5 separate regions of the Homo sapiens genome follow, and regions 2, 3, 4 and 5 are each linked to region 1. A link is a contact called in ENCODE Hi-C or POLR2A ChIA-PET data. All regions are on one chromosome and are shown on one strand. Each heading gives the region's core, a stretch centred on a gene start or an enhancer-like site at or near the end of the contact. The rest is flanking DNA. Distances are from core to core; before and after follow the strand shown.

The links. Hi-C counts contacts between places; a loop is a spot of excess contacts on that map. ChIA-PET counts read pairs that join two places held with the same protein, here RNA polymerase II (POLR2A). Pooled maps may share reads with other maps.
Region 2: a pooled map shows a loop between it and region 1 (3-fold over the local background). The contact joins the enhancer-like site here to the promoter of SWI5 in region 1. A Hi-C loop is called at or near these places in 1 of 50 pooled maps. POLR2A ChIA-PET finds 5 or more read pairs at or near these places in 2 of 52 experiments (GM10248 and GM12878).
Region 3: a pooled map shows a loop between it and region 1 (7-fold over the local background). The contact joins the promoter of ENDOG here to the promoter of SWI5 in region 1. A Hi-C loop is called at or near these places in 11 of 50 pooled maps. POLR2A ChIA-PET finds 5 or more read pairs at or near these places in 3 of 52 experiments (T-cell, activated B cell and naive thymus-derived CD4-positive, alpha-beta T cell).
Region 4: a loop to region 1 is called in a pooled map, with 19 times the contacts of the local background. The contact joins the promoter of PTPA here to the promoter of SWI5 in region 1. A Hi-C loop is called at or near these places in 9 of 50 pooled maps. POLR2A ChIA-PET finds 5 or more read pairs at or near these places in 2 of 52 experiments (A549 and activated T-cell).
Region 5: a map of CD8-positive, alpha-beta T cell shows a loop between it and region 1 (4-fold over the local background). The contact joins the promoter of DOLK here to the promoter of SWI5 in region 1. A Hi-C loop is called at or near these places in 1 of 168 maps with a recorded cell type or tissue (CD8-positive, alpha-beta T cell), 4 of 37 single-sample maps with no recorded cell type and 10 of 50 pooled maps. POLR2A ChIA-PET finds 5 or more read pairs at or near these places in 3 of 52 experiments (GM10248, activated B cell and activated CD8-positive, alpha-beta memory T cell).

The regions. Positions count from the first base shown.
Region 1 is chr9:128,274,401-128,277,529 of GRCh38, reverse strand. It overlaps SWI5 (SWI5 homologous recombination repair protein), which reads right to left and starts at 1,254. Exons shown (of 5, transcript NM_001318089.2): 1 at 1,128-1,254; 2 at 775-823. The coding sequence starts at 1,189. GOLGA2 (golgin A2) reads left to right here and starts at 1,523. Exons shown (of 27, transcript NM_001366244.2): 1 at 1,523-1,637. The coding sequence starts at 1,554. RefSeq lists enhancers at 1,020-1,149, 2,010-2,059 and a silencer at 1,750-1,859.
Region 2 is chr9:129,068,326-129,071,508 of GRCh38, reverse strand. It overlaps MIGA2 (mitoguardin 2), which reads right to left. Exons shown (of 16, transcript NM_001329990.2): 13 at 3,177-3,183; 14 at 2,380-2,433; 15 at 1,544-1,660; 16 at 1-1,262. The coding sequence ends at 1,056. Among named protein-coding and RNA genes, the nearest start is that of DOLPP1, 11 kb to the left of the region's middle. RefSeq lists enhancers at 1-665, 1,613-1,752. Within about 2 kb of position 1,933, at least 18 of the 41 ENCODE cell types and tissues checked have a DNase peak (open chromatin) inside an H3K27ac peak, as active enhancers do.
Region 3 is chr9:128,816,867-128,819,889 of GRCh38, reverse strand. ENDOG (endonuclease G) reads right to left here and starts at 1,390. Exons shown (of 3, transcript NM_004435.2): 1 at 705-1,390. The coding sequence starts at 1,205. It overlaps KYAT1-SPOUT1 (KYAT1-SPOUT1 readthrough), which reads left to right. Exons shown (of 25, transcript NR_182311.1): 25 at 1-239. It overlaps SPOUT1 (SPOUT domain containing methyltransferase 1), which reads left to right. Exons shown (of 12, transcript NM_016390.4): 12 at 1-239. RefSeq lists enhancers at 387-476, 427-992 and a silencer at 1,097-1,156.
Region 4 is chr9:129,110,000-129,112,888 of GRCh38, reverse strand. PTPA (protein phosphatase 2 phosphatase activator) reads right to left here and starts at 1,474. Exons shown (of 10, transcript NM_178000.3): 1 at 1,258-1,474. The coding sequence starts at 1,288. CRAT (carnitine O-acetyltransferase) reads left to right here and starts at 2,096. Exons shown (of 14, transcript NM_000755.5): 1 at 2,096-2,406. The coding sequence starts at 2,380. RefSeq lists silencers at 1,161-1,210, 1,901-2,340 and enhancers at 738-1,278, 1,211-1,490.
Region 5 is chr9:128,946,190-128,949,085 of GRCh38, reverse strand. It overlaps DOLK (dolichol kinase), which reads left to right and starts at 1,483. Exons shown (of 1, transcript NM_014908.4): 1 at 1,483-2,896. The coding sequence starts at 1,783. NUP188 (nucleoporin 188) reads right to left here and starts at 1,387. Exons shown (of 44, transcript NM_015354.3): 1 at 1,335-1,387. The coding sequence starts at 1,366. RefSeq lists enhancers at 1,268-1,317, 1,037-1,598, 1,668-1,737, 1,599-2,160, 2,161-2,723.

The DNA.
Region 1 (3,129 bases), core at 5-2,504:
CAGGCTGGAGTGCAGTGGTGCAATCTCGGCTTACTGCAACCTCCACCTTCCGGGTTCAAGCAATTCTCCTGCCTCAGCCTCCTGAGTAGTTGGGATTACAGGCCTGCACCACCACGCTCGGCTGATTTTTTTGTATTTTTAGTAGAGACAGGGTTTCATCATGTTGGGCAGGCTGGTCTTGAACTCCTGACCTCAAATGATCTGCCCGCCTCAGCCTCCCAAAGTGCTGGGATTACAGGTGTGAGCCACTGCACCCGGCCCTCACGATCTACCTTAAGAGTGGTGGTAGTTGTAGTGGCAACTCCATCTGGGGGATGAGAGAAGGAGTAGGCTGCGTTTTGGGGGTGGCTTGCCAGCGAAGAGGAGAGACTATTAGCAACGAAAGGAGTGGCCAGGGTGAACGCCAAGCATTTTCCTGACTGGGGAGCTATGGGTTTGTTTAAAGGCAGGGCTGGGTGAGGGGTGAAAAGAGCGAGGAGGAGAGATGGCTGGTGCTGGACTGGAGTGAAAGGCATCTGAGGAGCCAGGAGACAGGATGGGGAGGGAGAGGAGTTAGCCTAGGACAGGACAGGATAACACTTCTTTGAAGACTGGCGGGCATGAGGAAAGGAAGGGGAGGGATTCGGGAATGACCTGGCGGTTCTCAGTCGACTGGGAGAAGATATGGAAGAGGGCCAAGCGGGGATTGGCTGCTGTTGGGATGGGGAGTGGGGCCGGGAGCGCACAAGGGAAGGTCGAGGATGGGAAAGGGGGTGTGGGGGAAGAAATACTCACAGGGGATCGGAAGGCCCCGCGGCAACTTCGGGTAAGTCTTGGTTCAGTCCTAGAGAGGAATCCGAGGGGAAAGTCTGATTGGACCCACAGCCCGCTGTGAGGACGGGGTACTGTGGGGATGCGGGAGGAGGAGCAGTTGGGAAGTAGGAGCGCCAGGGACTGGATCCATCTGGAAAGGGGGCAGACACGCTCTCAGGATCAGGGTAGAGACCCTCTAGGAAGGGGGCGTTCTGAGACGGGGGTTGTCTGGAGCACTGGATGGGAGTCTTTGGAGGTGATTTCTGGGAAGGGAGAGTCTGGGGCAGGGCTGTGAGGAGTCAGGAAAGAAACTGTGGAGTCCGTTCCTCGCCCACCTCCTGAGCCCTGGGGTCCGAGGCCCCCGGATCAGGGGGTTCAATGGCGCAAGAGGGTCCAGCGCGGGAGTCGGAGAGCGACCTCTCAGGTGCACCGGGCCAGGAACTCTGACCCGGAGTGTGAACTGGCGCACAGAAAGCTGCGCGCGCACCCAAGGAAAGCCGGCCCCGCCCCTCTCCCGAGGTGGGCGGGGACAGCGGTTGCGTGCGCAGCTTTTGTTGTGACGCCACAGGTCCCTCTGGCCACGCCGCTGCATAGCCACGCCCCCTTCCGCTTCATATTTCTCATTGACCAATGGGCTTTGATCTTTGAGGCCACGCCCCCATTCTGCGCTCCAGTATCGCCCTGGTTACGCCTCCTCTGGCTCCGTCGCACAGCTGCGCGGTGGCTGACTGACTTCCGCAGTGGTTGCCGGGATCGCGCTGATGTGGCCCCAACCCCGCCTCCCTCCCCGCCCCGCGATGTCGGAAGAAACCCGACAGAGCAAATTGGCCGCAGCGAAGAAAAAGGTAAAGTGCACCGGGTCGCGGCCCCCCGACCCAGCCCCAGCCCCACTCCGATGGCAGGACCATGGCCAGAGTCTCTGCCACTCCTGAGGCACACCGGGCTGGGCTCCCCACGGCGCGTCCGGGCTCCCTCCACCAAAGTCTTGTCAGCCAGCCCCGCCCCCTCAGCCGCCCAGCCCCCGCCCTCGCCAGTCGCCCCCGGGTGACTTTGGGCTGGTGCTCCCGGGGCTCCCCGCTCCAGACTCGGCCCTCACCTCCTGCCCCCCGAAGTCCGACCTCCCTGGGCTCTTTGGGCTGGCGTCTCCAAGGACCTAGGACCCCAGCAATTCAGCCCCTGCCCTCGCCAGTGACTTTGGGCCCGTGACTCCCGGGGCCCCCCGCTCCAGACTCGACCCTCACCTCCTGCCGCCCCAAACCGGACCTCCCGGGGTTCTTTGGTCTCGGGTCTCCAAGGACCTGGGTCCTGGCCCTGCGGTCCCCTCCCCCATCGCGGAGCGGCGACTTGGACGTCGCGCTGATGTTCCCCCTAGGAGTGGAATGTAGTGACGTCACAATCCCCCTCGGAACCGTAATTAGTTGCGCGAGACCAGTCTTTGATCTTAGGACCCAGTCCCCTAAGTGTTCTCATCCCGCTTCTGGTTCCTCTGGTCACAGCATAAATTTCCAGCTGGAAGGGGATTGGGGACTATGGGACCTAGGAGGGAGAGGTTTCAGGCTGCCTTACACCCTTAACATAGACATTGACAGTGTGAAAAGCCTACACTTCACCCGTGAACTGAAAACATTGGCAGTATCTCTGGGTGGCAATGTGAGAACGGGATTGGTTTGGTTTTCCCCCAGGCTTCTACTCTCCAGAGAGACTTTAACATTTTTTTCTGACTTCTCCACCTCATATTCGAATTCTCCATGGTTCTGGGACCAGAGTGCCCTTCAGTGGTCTCTGGAATGAGATCTGCTTATCTTCTGTGGAACAGGTCTTGGGAAACTGAACTTGACAGCTTGAATCTTCCTCATATCATCTCAACCTGGGGTACTTGGAGTGCCACAGGATAAATACGGGGCATCTTTCTGAAGCATCAGTCTCCCTTTATTCTCTTGAGAGAGAAAAAACATTAATGTACTTAGGGATGACAGTCACATAAATTTCTAAGAGTATACCAGACTTTTCTCTGAAATGAGGCTTGGGTTGTCCTCTTTCTGTTAAATTCCCAGGTTCAACAGAAAGGCTGCCTTCTGCCATGTGGATACATTGATGTAAAAGTTTGAGAGGCATTGGTGCATTTCTTAACATTACCAAACGTGTGAGGATGTATGACTCTAAACCACACAGTGTACAGTTCCTGCCGACTTAATGTTCCGGCCCACATTTTAAGATACATATTTATTTTTAGAGAGGGGGTGTCACTGTGTTGCCCAGTCTGACCTTGAACTCCTGGCCTTAAGTAATCCTCCTGCCTTAGCCTCCCAGGTAGCTGGGACTCCAGGCTTGACTTCT
Region 2 (3,183 bases), core at 684-3,183, 790 kb before region 1:
GCGTTGGGGCCACAGACACTCGCTCAGGTGAAGACACTGAGAAGACACTGCCGGGCTGACAGGACCCCGCGGCGGGGGGACGTCGCTGCTAACAGGACTCTCTGCAGGCCCAGGGGAGGCTCTGCCCCCATGAGGCCCCAGGAGCGTTTGTGCGTTGAACTGAAGGCAAAGTGCTGGGCAGTTTCTTGTCCTAATGAAGGTGGGGAAGCTGGTCCGGCCACATACATCCTCTGACCTCCCCCAAGTGGTCCCCGGGCCCACAGGTGACAGGGGCCTGAGCGATCCCTGGTCTGAGCCCCCAGCTCAGAGCCTAGCACCACCCAGGGAGGTCTGGGCTCATGGAAGGGGGATGGGCGGGGGCAGGAGGGCCCAGCCCCACCTCCGCCCGTCTTTGGTGGTGACAGAGGTGGGAGGAGAAAAGACGATCTTTGGTAGGGCGAGGGAATGTCAAAGGACACTGTCAAGGGCCCAGTTCCTGCTCAGAAGAGAGCACAGGAGTGGGAGGCCCACCTCTGCCCCATCTCTGGATGGCCCAGGCCTGCTGCCCACTAAGGTGGCCCCACTCTCCTTCTCTGGAGTTGCAAACTCTCTGAGAAGGCGGTTGAGGTGGGGAGGGCATCAGGACAGGCCAGCTGGATGCTGAGACCATATAGCCACAGGTGGCTTCTAGCTCAGGACACTGTGACCTTCACCACAGGGCTCTAGGCCCCATCCTTCACCTCCACCCTCCCAGCACCCTTGTCAGCAGCCCTGGAGCGATGGGAGGTTTTGGGGTCCCCCACCTGGGGCATCCTGGCTCTGCCTGTCCCAATTCTCCACAACAACCCCCTCTCTCACAGCCTTTCTCTCCCACAGGCCCCACTGGTCCTGGCCTCTGCTTCCCCCAGGAACCGTTCTTCTCCATGGAAATGTCCCCTCTGGGCCTTGGGGACTCCCAGATGATGGGGGTGGGGCAAAGTCAGGGGCAACGGCCCTCAGCCACCACAGCTGTCAGATACCAACCCAGGGAAGGGAGGAGGAGCCTTCTCTCTGCCACCCCCCAGCCCGTGCCGCCTCTACTGCAGCTCCCCCAGGGGCCCATTCTCTCGGGGCAGCGCCCCATTCACGCCTGCGCTGCTGGCCGCGGGCACCCCCAGGTACCCCAGCAATATCTCGCTGCGGCGCCGGGACAGCTGCAGGATGTCGTCTGCCAGCGCGGGCAGTGACGTGTAGCGCACATTGTCCAGGTCGAACATGTCCCTCAGGTACTGCACAATCTGGTGCTGGGGGAGCAGGGCTGGTGTCAGGCCTGGCCCAGCCACTGCCCACCATGATGCCCCCCAGGTTACCTGAAGTCCCCTTGTCCACCACCAGAGCCCCAGCCGGTCCTTTCCATCCCCAGGCTCCTCCCTCCCACTGCTTCCTCTGGACCCATGTGGGTCTGGCTCTGCCCTCTCTCTGGGAGCAGGCCCAGGCCCAGGCCCTCATCCCATTCCTGGCACCTCCCAGGGCGCCTGTGCTCAGGGCAAGGGTCAGGAAAGAACGAGAACTGCTCTCTGTTTACCTTGAAGAAAGCACAGACTTCAGCAAGCTGAGGCTTGGGTCCAAGGAAGCCGAAGGCTAGGACAGGGCTCACATGCTCCGATACGGAGTAGAAATGGGAGATGAAGCCATCAGGCACCTGCGGTGGGCACAAGGCTGAGGGGCCAGGCGGGGCCCAGGTAGGATGAGGGCACCAGGCCCAGGTGTCGCATAAAGGGCTGGGCTTTAGAGGTCGCCCCAGCTCATGTACTTTCCTGCTAGATGACCCTGGGCAGTGACTCAAGCTTTCGAAGCCCATTTTAACTTCTGCAGACAGGGTAACCATGGGCCGCTGTGAGTACTGCAAGAGGTGGGGCCATAGTGGCTCCGCGGGAAGTGCCTGGAGCACGTGGCCACGGCAGCTGGTATCAGCTAGGCAACAGAGCCTGGCCCGCAGAGGGGAACGACAAACCACAGGCCAGATAGCACAGCCAGTCGCTGCCTGGGAGCGGAGATTACAGGGGCCTGACTGGGGCGGGGAAAGGGCAGGAGGGACAGGGCTCTGCTTGCTCCTGGGTATCCTGCCCCCACCGAGACGCCTGCACCAGGCCAGCTGCCAGCCCTGTGGCCACTACCCTAGGGTATCCGTTCCCCTCCCCAGTGGCCTGCTCTGTGCTGGGCCTGGGGAGGAGAGGAAGTGGGTCTACACGAGCCTCCAGGGAGCTCCTGGCACAGGGAGAGGTAACGGCGGAACAAGGGGGCCAGGACTGTGAGCGGTGAAGGCCAAGTGGCCCAGCGAGCCACCCTGCACCCGCTCCGCTCCCCACCACGCTGCCTCAGAGCCCAGCTCGTGCTCCCCCGGGCCTGCCAGTCACTCACCATCAGCAGCCTCCTCTTGGCTTTCAGGACCGACCAGCAAGCAGTGGCCAAGGCCTACATCAAAAATAGGATGTCCCCCGGGTGTCAAAATGGGCCTAGCCCACAGCCCCTCGCCCTCTGCCAGCCCAGCACCAAGCCCTTAAACCCAGCTCACCCCACTCCAAGCAGGAAGATGGGGCCAGGTGCCTAAGCTCTGCTGCTTCCTCCTCTGATTTTGGACTCAGACATACCTAAACTTGAATCTTGACTCTAATCTTACTGCTGGATCTTCTCTGAGCCTCGGTCTCCTCTTCTGTAAAGGGGCACAACACAGCACTCCCACCTCCTTTGGTGGTTGTGGGAGCAATGGTTCCCGCCTGTAAACCACCTCGCAGAAGCCTGGGCCCAGGCAGCACAGCCCGGCTGCTGGAGCGTTACTGCTTGCCTTCCTGGGGGTCCTGTGCTGGGTTGTCTCTCACTCTGTGCCTTTTTTTCCTTTTGGTTTTGCTTTCCCCTCTTTTAACTTGATTTAACAGGATGCATTAAAATGGAATCGAATTCATACCAGCACAAAAGTAAAACCACACAATAGGAAGAAAGCGCACACCATGTTGGTTCTAAACTGGGGCACCAGGCAGCAACGGGGCACCCTGGAGGCTTCTCCAGGGCAGACTCTGGTCTCCCAGGCCTGGCAGCCGCGGATCTAGGGGGTGGGGGCCCAGCCCTGGTGCCAGTGCTAGGGACAGAGGGGACGGAGCCAGGCAACCACACGGGCTGATGTGAGCAAGTGTGGGTCTGAGAGCAGGGCAGTGACCCACCGTCTCC
Region 3 (3,023 bases), core at 141-2,640, 540 kb before region 1:
GCTGGAGATTGTCATAGGAGCTGGAACCCTATGGTGAACTGCGCATGTGAGGAGGTTGCGCGCTTCTTTTGAAAACCTAATGCCTGATCTGTCGTTGTTGCCCATCACCTCCAGATAGGACTGTCTAGTTGCAGGAAAACAAGCTCAGGGCTCCCACGGATCCTACATTACTGTGAGTTGTATATTTCACTATATGTTACAATGTAATAATAATAGAAATAAAATGTACATAAATGTAACGCACTTGAATTATCCTGAAACCCGCCCTCACCCACCAAGCCGTGGAAAAACTGTCTTCCACGAAACCGCACCCTGGTGCCCAATAGGTTGGGCGCTGCGGTTCTACAACAGACAGCCTTCTTCTGCTGTGTGACACTGTGCCCGTCACTTTGCCTCTGTGAGCCTCAGCGCCTCATCACTACCGCAGGAGGAAGGTGAATAACGGTATTATCCCCATTTTTTTGACGAGGAAAGCGACGCTCAGGGAGGTGCCCAGGGTTCGCAGTTGAAGCTCAAGCCCTGGTCGGCCTGCAGACCCTGTGCCTGGAGCCCAGTGCTCCTCCCTCCCGCCACGGGATGTCACTGCGATGCCTGACCGGGGGCGCGTTGGGCAGCTGCCCCGTTCTGCAGAAGAACAAACCGAGGCCCCGCGAGGCCAGGCGCCGGCCCCGCATTCCGCGACCGGCCCGGGGCGCGGGCGCTACCTGGGGCGCGACGTTGCTCAGGTAGAACGTGTCGTCCATGGCCTTCTGGCTCCAGCGGTGGTTGGCGGCGGCGGCCAGGTGACCGCGGTCGAAGCCACTGCCGCGGTAGTCGGCGTTGGTGGCACGGTGGTACGCGTGCACCGAGTCGTCCTCGCGGAAGTCGCACTCGCGCCGGTCGCCGTCGCCGCGGAGACGCTCGGGTCGCAGCTGCTCCACCACCCAGAGCGCGCCGCGGGTGCGCGGGTCGTAGCACAGCACGTACGACTCGCGGCTCTTGAGCTGCGCCAGCCCCGGCAGCCCGTACTTGGCCAGCTCGCCCGGGCCGCGGGGTCCCCCGGGCACAGGGGGCAACTCGGCTGCCGCCGCCACGGGCAGCACGGGCAGCCGGCCCAGCAGTCCCGGCGCCGCCCGCGCGTCCTCCCGCCGCCGCCGCCAGCCCTCGACGACCGCACCCAGCCCCGCGCCCGACGCCAGGGTCAGGCCGGCCCGCAGCGCCCGCATGGCCGGGGAGCGACCTAGCGGCGGGCGACCCGCGAGGCTCTTAAAGGAGCCGCGTCGCGGGATCCAACGAGGGCACAGGGCTGCTGGGGCCGCGGACGATAGCGTGACCTCCCTTCCACTCACAAACACTGCCAAGGGCTTGGGCCTCGGAACCCAGAAGGGAGCAGCAGAGCCCAACCGGGTGTCCCCGGCGTCCTTTCTTTGCGCATTTAAGACGCCGGTATGAGGGGCGTGGCATCGTCGCCTCAGCTCGCGATTGGCCACCATCAGGCCTGGCTCCGCACCCGCCTCGCAGGCCCCCTGCTGGTCGTGGGGTGGGAGACACTCTCTCCTCTGCGCCTGCGCAGGGAGCTCCTGCTTAATACGCTCCGCGGAAGGGTCAAGCACTGTCGAAAGCTTTTACTGTCACTGCTTAGTCTCACCCTCTACACCGCTCGGAGAGTGAGCTCCTAGTTCGCAGAGCAGGCACAGGGCCCCAGGTATATCTGGCCCTAGGCTATCCTCCATGACACCATAAAATAAGCCCCGCAATTCTACCAGATTGGCAAAGGTTTCTTTTTTTTTTTTTTTTTTTTTGAGACGGAGTTTCGCTCTGGTCGCCCAGACTCGAGTGCAATGGCGTGATCTCGGCTCACTGCAACCTCCGCCTCACAGGTTCAAGCGATTCTCCTGCTTCAGCCTCCCAAGTAGCTGGGATTACAGGCATGCGCCACCACGCCCGGCTAATTTTGTATCTTTAGTAGAGACAGGGTTTCTCCATGTTGGTCAGGCTGGTCTCAAACTCCCGACCTCAGGCGATCCGCCGGCCTCGGCCTCCCAAAGTGTTGGCATTACAGGCGTGAGCCACCGCGCCCGGCCCAGATTGGCAAAGATTTTAATTAACAGCAGTTTGAGGACAAGGATGCAGACGGCTGATGCTGGCTGCTGGCTGGAACAGAAACCTGGGGCGAATATTCCAAAAAACAGCTTGACAGTACAGTACAAGCGAAGCCTTAAAAAGGTTCATACCGTTCAACCCACGCAGAGGGCTGAGCTGGGGAAATCTCGGGAATGCAAGGATCTCGAACGCAAATATTCACCAGAGTATTACACTGCCGGCAGGAATAAGCAAAATATTCAGAAATATGGACTGGTTAAGGACTTTTATTTTTTGAGACGGAGTCTCACTCTATTGCCCAGGCTGGAGTGCAATGGCGTGATCTCCGCGCAGTGGAACCTCTGCCTCCCAGGTTCAAGTGATTCTCCTGCCTCAGCCTCTGAAGTAGCTGGGATTACAGGCGCGCACCACCAGGCCCAGCTAATTTTTTTTTTTTTTTGAGACGGAGTCTCGCTCTGTCGCCCAGGCTCACTGCAACCTCCGCCTCCTTGGTTCAAGCGATTCTCGTGCCTCGGCCTCCTGAGTAGCTGGGACTACAGGCGCGCGCCACCACGCCCAGCTAATTTTTGTACTTTTAGTAAAGAATGGGTTTCACCATGTTGGCCAGGCTGGTCTCGAACTAACTCCTGACCTTGTGATCCACCCACCTTGGCCTCCCAAAGTGCTGGGGTTATAGACATGGGCCACCCAACCCAGCCACTCTTAGCATTTTTTTTTCCTTTAAGGAAAATAAGGTCTTGTGCTGTCACCCACACGGAGTGCAGTGGCAAGATCACAGTTCACTGCAGCCTTGACCTCCTGGGCTCAAGCCATCCTCCTGCCTCACCCTCCCGAGTAGCTAGGACCACAGACACATATCATGATGCCTGGCTAACTTTTAAATTTTTTATAGAGATGGGGCCTCGCTATGTTGTCCAGGCTGGTCTTGAACTCCTGGCCTC
Region 4 (2,889 bases), core at 225-2,724, 840 kb before region 1:
GCTCACCGCAACCTCTGCTTCCCAGGTTCAAGCGATTCTCCTGCCTCATCCTCCCTAGTAGTTGGGATTACGGGCGTGTGTCACCACGCCCGGCTAATTTTGTATTTTTAGAAGAGACGGAGTTTCTCCATGTTGGTCAGGCTGGTCTCGAACTCCCGACCTCAGGTGATCAGCCCGCCTCGGCCTCCCAAAGTGCTGGGATTACGGGCATGAGCCACCGCGCCTGGCCTGGACATCCTTGTTCTAAGGGCACACACCCAGAGGTTTTGTACAAAATAAATGTCTGGTTTTGAATGTCCTAAGAAACGGAACCCAGCTCTTTGTTCACCTCTTTTGTGGGGCATGGAGGGGATGCCTTTTCTGATTTTCAACATTTCTCCCTCCTGAGACCTTCCCAGGGACCCCAACATTGGAGACAGGATAGCAAGAATATCAAATGCTTTCAAAACATTAGCTGTGTTTGGTCGGCCAACCTATTTGCCTCTGTCGGGAATGTAAAAGTTATCTATGGCCAGTCCTTCTTAGTTCAAGGTAGGTCGGCAAACAGCCTTCTCCTTCTGCACAAAAAGGGTCTCTAAGATCCTTCCGTAGCACCTCCATCCCAGTTATTTAAGATGAACTAAAAAGAGGCTACAAGGTAAATAAGAGTTACCGAAGGAGATGCCGGAGAGACTAACCTCCTTGCACAACCAGCCTTTTAAAATTAGGGATTTAGACACCACGGGCAGTTTCCCTCAATAAATTCTCAGGCACTGGAACCAGAGAGTAGGAGGATGAGGGGTGAGCAGGACGCGGAGGCCGAAACTGGAGGCGAGGCGGGCGCAGGCCCACGGAGCACCACCCCATCCCCTAAGCAGCGACTAATAAAGACGGCAGCCTCCGGAATCACTTTCGCCCCCCTCCCTGGCAGCTTCCCCACCGAGTCAGCAGCTTACTTAAGCACGCGCTGCCCAGAGATGCAAAAGGCCCCCTTATGACCACGGCGCTGCCCACCCAGCATTCGGGCAGCCTGGACTCCCACAAAACCCAGAGTTGCGCCCCAATCACCACCCCTTTGCAGCCCCTGGTTCCCTCCCCAGCGGCGCCCCACCACCCACCTCTCCCCTAAGGCCATTCAACTCAGTCCCTCCTCGGGGCCCCTCAGCTTTTGCCCCTCCAGTTCCTCCGTGTCATGACTCTCGCCCTCCTGAGCCTCCCACACCTGGCACCGCCCCCACCCTACCCGACCCCGGCCCGGCCTGGCCCCGCCGGCCTTACCTGGCGGCGGCTGCCGCTCGCCCTCAGCCATCTTGCTCCGGCCAGGAGCCGACCCGGATGCTTGCAGTCCCCTCTCGCCTTTCACTCTTGCACCCACCCTTCCTCTCCCCGGCTCCACCAAAGGCTCCGAGCTTCCTGAAGACAAGTGAGCGCCGGCCGGCTATAACCGAAAACCGAGAGTTAAAGTCACCACAGCGAAGACGGCCGCCATGTCGGTGCGGGGCGCTCAGGGAGCAAGCCTATTAACGGCCGGCGCGCGGCGGACGCGCGGAACCGGGCGACGGCCATGTCAGTGCGGGGCGCGCGGGGCGCATGCGCGCCAACGGCCGCCAAGCGCTAGGACCGCTCACGGCCGCCCGAACGTCGGGCGCCGCGACTGCCACGATTGTGCGGGGCGTCAAGTTTGGGTTGTGCTCAGCCATGTTTTTCCGGGACAGTCTCCTGTCCCGGAGTACCACCTGTCATCTTTGTGGGTGGTACTGACCCTAACCCAAGGAATATTAGAGGACATTCCCCGGTCAACATGGTTGTGTTTTCCTATCACTCTAAGAGTTAGGCTCAAGGACACCAGACGGAGTTGGAAAGGTGCACACCACTACCTCCAACAGCTTAGAAGACATGTGGGGACAGGGGAGAGACAGCTGGACGGTGACCTCCTCCTTCCTCCTCCACAGGTCTCAATGACTCGCCCTCGGCCCTGCCCCTCTGTCCCCGCCCGCCGTGGTCCCGCCCCCGACTCGCAGCCAGCCTACTGCGACCCGCTACCGGGCGACGCCCCGCCCCTCCGTCCCCGCCCCTCCTGTCCCTCCTCAAGGAGACTCCGCCCCATCGATGCCCCGTCCCCGCCCCACAGCCAACCTCCCGGGCACCGTTGCCCGCCCGGGGCCCGCTACCGGCCCAGGCCCCGCCTCGCGAGTCCTCCTCCCCGGGTGCCTTCCCGCAGCCCGCTCGGCCCAGAGGGTGGGCGCGGGGCTGCCTCTACCGGCTGGCGGCTGTAACTCAGCGACCTTGGCCCGAAGGCTCTAGCAAGGACCCACCGACCCCAGCCGCGGCGGCGGCGGCGCGGACTTTGCCCGGTGTGTGGGGCGGAGCGGACTGCGTGTCCGCGGACGGGCAGCGAAGATGTTAGCCTTCGCTGCCAGGACCGTGGTGAGTGCGGCGGATCCCGGGCCTGAGGGCCCTGGACGGCCTGGGCGGGCCGTGCGGTTGCGTCCGGGAACGGAGACCGCGTCCTGCGGCCGCTGTTCGACCCGGCCTCCAGCTGATGGGGTGGGGTCAGGCGGGCGTCCCAGGTTTGGCAGAGCAGGAGATTGGGGCGCAAGGTCAGAAGCGGGATTAAACCCACGTCCTGGAGCATTCAGTTCCAACGACCCAGGAAAGACAAGGGGGACCCCGGCTTCAGTTAGCACCCCCACCCTTAGACCCAGAGACAGGCCGGTAGGGGAGAGAGACCAGGAGCATCCAGACCCTAGCTCACTCTCCCAGTTATTCTCCGATTGACACACCCGTCGCACGCTTAGGCCAGAGCCACTCCTCCGACCCTGTCCAGTTGGTCACACTCCTTTGGTTTATCAGACGGTCCCTGGGGAATTGTGTGTGGCCAGAGAAACACGCGGAGGCATCAAGCTAGAA
Region 5 (2,896 bases), core at 234-2,733, 670 kb before region 1:
ATATACAAAACGATTTGTTAAATTTTTGGAAAGTAATCTTGTTATATAATAATATTGTTAGGGCCGGGCACGGTGGCTCATGCCTGTAATCCCAGCACTTTGGGAGGTCGAGGCGGGCGGATCATGAGGTCAGAAGATCGAGACCATCCTGGCTAACACAGTGAAACCCTGTCTCTACTGAAAATACAAAAAATTAGCCAGGCGTTGTGGCGGGTGCCTGTATCCCCAGCTACTTGGGAGGCTGAGGCAGGAGAATGGCATGAACCCGGGAGACAGAGCTTGCAGTGAGCCGAGATCGTGCCATTGCACTCCAGCCTGGGCGACAGAGCGAGACTCCGTCTCAAAAAAAAAAAAAAAAAAAAAAAAAAAAAAAAGTGGGGAAAACACTGCTGGCACAGGGAAGGATAAGAGACGGGGATGTTTAACTTTGAGGGAGGGTGGTGGGAAGAACGAAGACCTTCGAGCTGCAATGTGGAAGACAGAAGGAGGCGTGGTGGTCTGGTTATAGCACTGGAGGTACGCAGACTTCAGCTTGAAGGCTCTCTTTATCACTTGGCTAGCTCTGAGCCGGACTTCTGAGTCATCTGTGAAATAGAAGGCGCCTCTCGGAGTTGCGAGAATTGAATGAGATAACTCCTGGGAAGCGCTCCACCAGGGTCTGACGCTAGAAAGCACTTTGTCAGAATTGTAGTTTTCGTATATAATATTTCATCTTCTTGTCCCTAAAGCCTAGTTCAATCCCTGAAATCTCTTGGAGGATTTGGACATGCTGGCTGACTTGATTCAGTGCAAGAAAAGAACGATACGAGGCGCGGAGAGGACAGAAGCCGCAAGCGTGGCTCCGCTCAACGCGAAACAAAATCCTAACAAGAACAGATCGCGGGAGAGGTCGGGGAGCCAGCAGGGCGCACTCGACGCCGGGGCAGGACACTGGGAGCCTGCAGCAGGGACGTGGGTGGGGGGTACCCCAGGAGACCGCAAAGCTCCCCGTGGCTCGAGGGAGCGTCACGGCCGGAGAAGGAAGCGCGGGTGGGGCGCCAAGAGACGCGTCGGAGGTGAGAGAGGAGGAAGGCAAAGGGCCCTGGGTGAGGAGATGGGAGGCCGAGCGCGGAGGGAAGGGGTGAAGAGCCGGCCCCCCTCCTGAAGAAGACTCTTCAGATCCCCGCGCGCGGGGACCGTTTGGACGTAACCGCCTCCCGTCTCGGTGCCCGTCCATCCAGCCGGGGTTGGCCCTGCCACTGTCGCCACATCCCGCCTCCAATTCCCGCCCCGCTTCCGCTCGGCTTTGACACCGCGCTTCACAGCCACCCCGGTCCATTCGACCCGCTCCGCACCTCACACACGGCCCGCCGGCGGCCGCCGCCATCTTCGCGCGCCCGCTCGCCCTAACCCCGCCCCCAGACGCCATGCCCACGTGACCGCTCGCCCCCGGACCCGGAGCGTGGGCGGGGATTTCGTCACGTGACGTTGCCGCGGGGCGGTGCCAAGATGGCGAGGCCCAAAGAGGTGAGGAGCCGGCAGCGGGGGCGGCTGTAACTGTGAGGAAGGCTGCAGAGTGGCGACGTCTACGCCGTAGGTTGGAGGCTGTGGGGGGTGGCCGGGCGCCAGCTCCCAGGCCGCAGAAGTGACCTGCGGTGGAGTTCCCTCCTCGCTGCTGGAGAACGGAGGGAGAAGGTTGCTGGCCGGGTGAAAGTGCCTCCCTCTGCTTGACGGGGCTGAGGGGCCCGAAGTCTAGGGCGTCCGTAGTCGCCCCGGCCTCCGTGAAGCCCCAGGTCTAGAGATATGACCCGAGAGTGCCCATCTCCGGCCCCGGGGCCTGGGGCTCCGCTGAGTGGATCGGTGCTGGCAGAGGCGGCAGTAGTGTTTGCAGTGGTGCTGAGCATCCACGCAACCGTATGGGACCGATACTCGTGGTGCGCCGTGGCCCTCGCAGTGCAGGCCTTCTACGTCCAATACAAGTGGGACCGGCTGCTACAGCAGGGAAGCGCCGTCTTCCAGTTCCGAATGTCCGCAAACAGTGGCCTATTGCCCGCCTCCATGGTCATGCCTTTGCTTGGACTAGTCATGAAGGAGCGGTGCCAGACTGCTGGGAACCCGTTCTTTGAGCGTTTTGGCATTGTGGTGGCAGCCACTGGCATGGCAGTGGCCCTCTTCTCATCAGTGTTGGCGCTCGGCATCACTCGCCCAGTGCCAACCAACACTTGTGTCATCTTGGGCTTGGCTGGAGGTGTTATCATTTATATCATGAAGCACTCGTTGAGCGTGGGGGAGGTGATCGAAGTCCTGGAAGTCCTTCTGATCTTCGTTTATCTCAACATGATCCTGCTGTACCTGCTGCCCCGCTGCTTCACCCCTGGTGAGGCACTGCTGGTATTGGGTGGCATTAGCTTTGTCCTCAACCAGCTCATCAAGCGCTCTCTGACACTGGTGGAAAGTCAGGGGGACCCAGTGGACTTCTTCCTGCTGGTGGTGGTAGTAGGGATGGTACTCATGGGCATTTTCTTCAGCACTCTGTTTGTCTTCATGGACTCAGGCACCTGGGCCTCCTCCATCTTCTTCCACCTCATGACCTGTGTGCTGAGCCTTGGTGTGGTCCTACCCTGGCTGCACCGGCTCATCCGCAGGAATCCCCTGCTCTGGCTTCTTCAGTTTCTCTTCCAGACAGACACCCGCATCTACCTCCTAGCCTATTGGTCTCTGCTGGCCACCTTGGCCTGCCTGGTGGTGCTGTACCAGAATGCCAAGCGGTCATCTTCCGAGTCCAAGAAGCACCAGGCCCCCACCATCGCCCGAAAGTATTTCCACCTCATTGTGGTAGCCACCTACATCCCAGGTATCATCTTTGACCGGCCACTGCTCTATGTAGCCGCCACTGTATGCCTGGCGGTCTTCATCT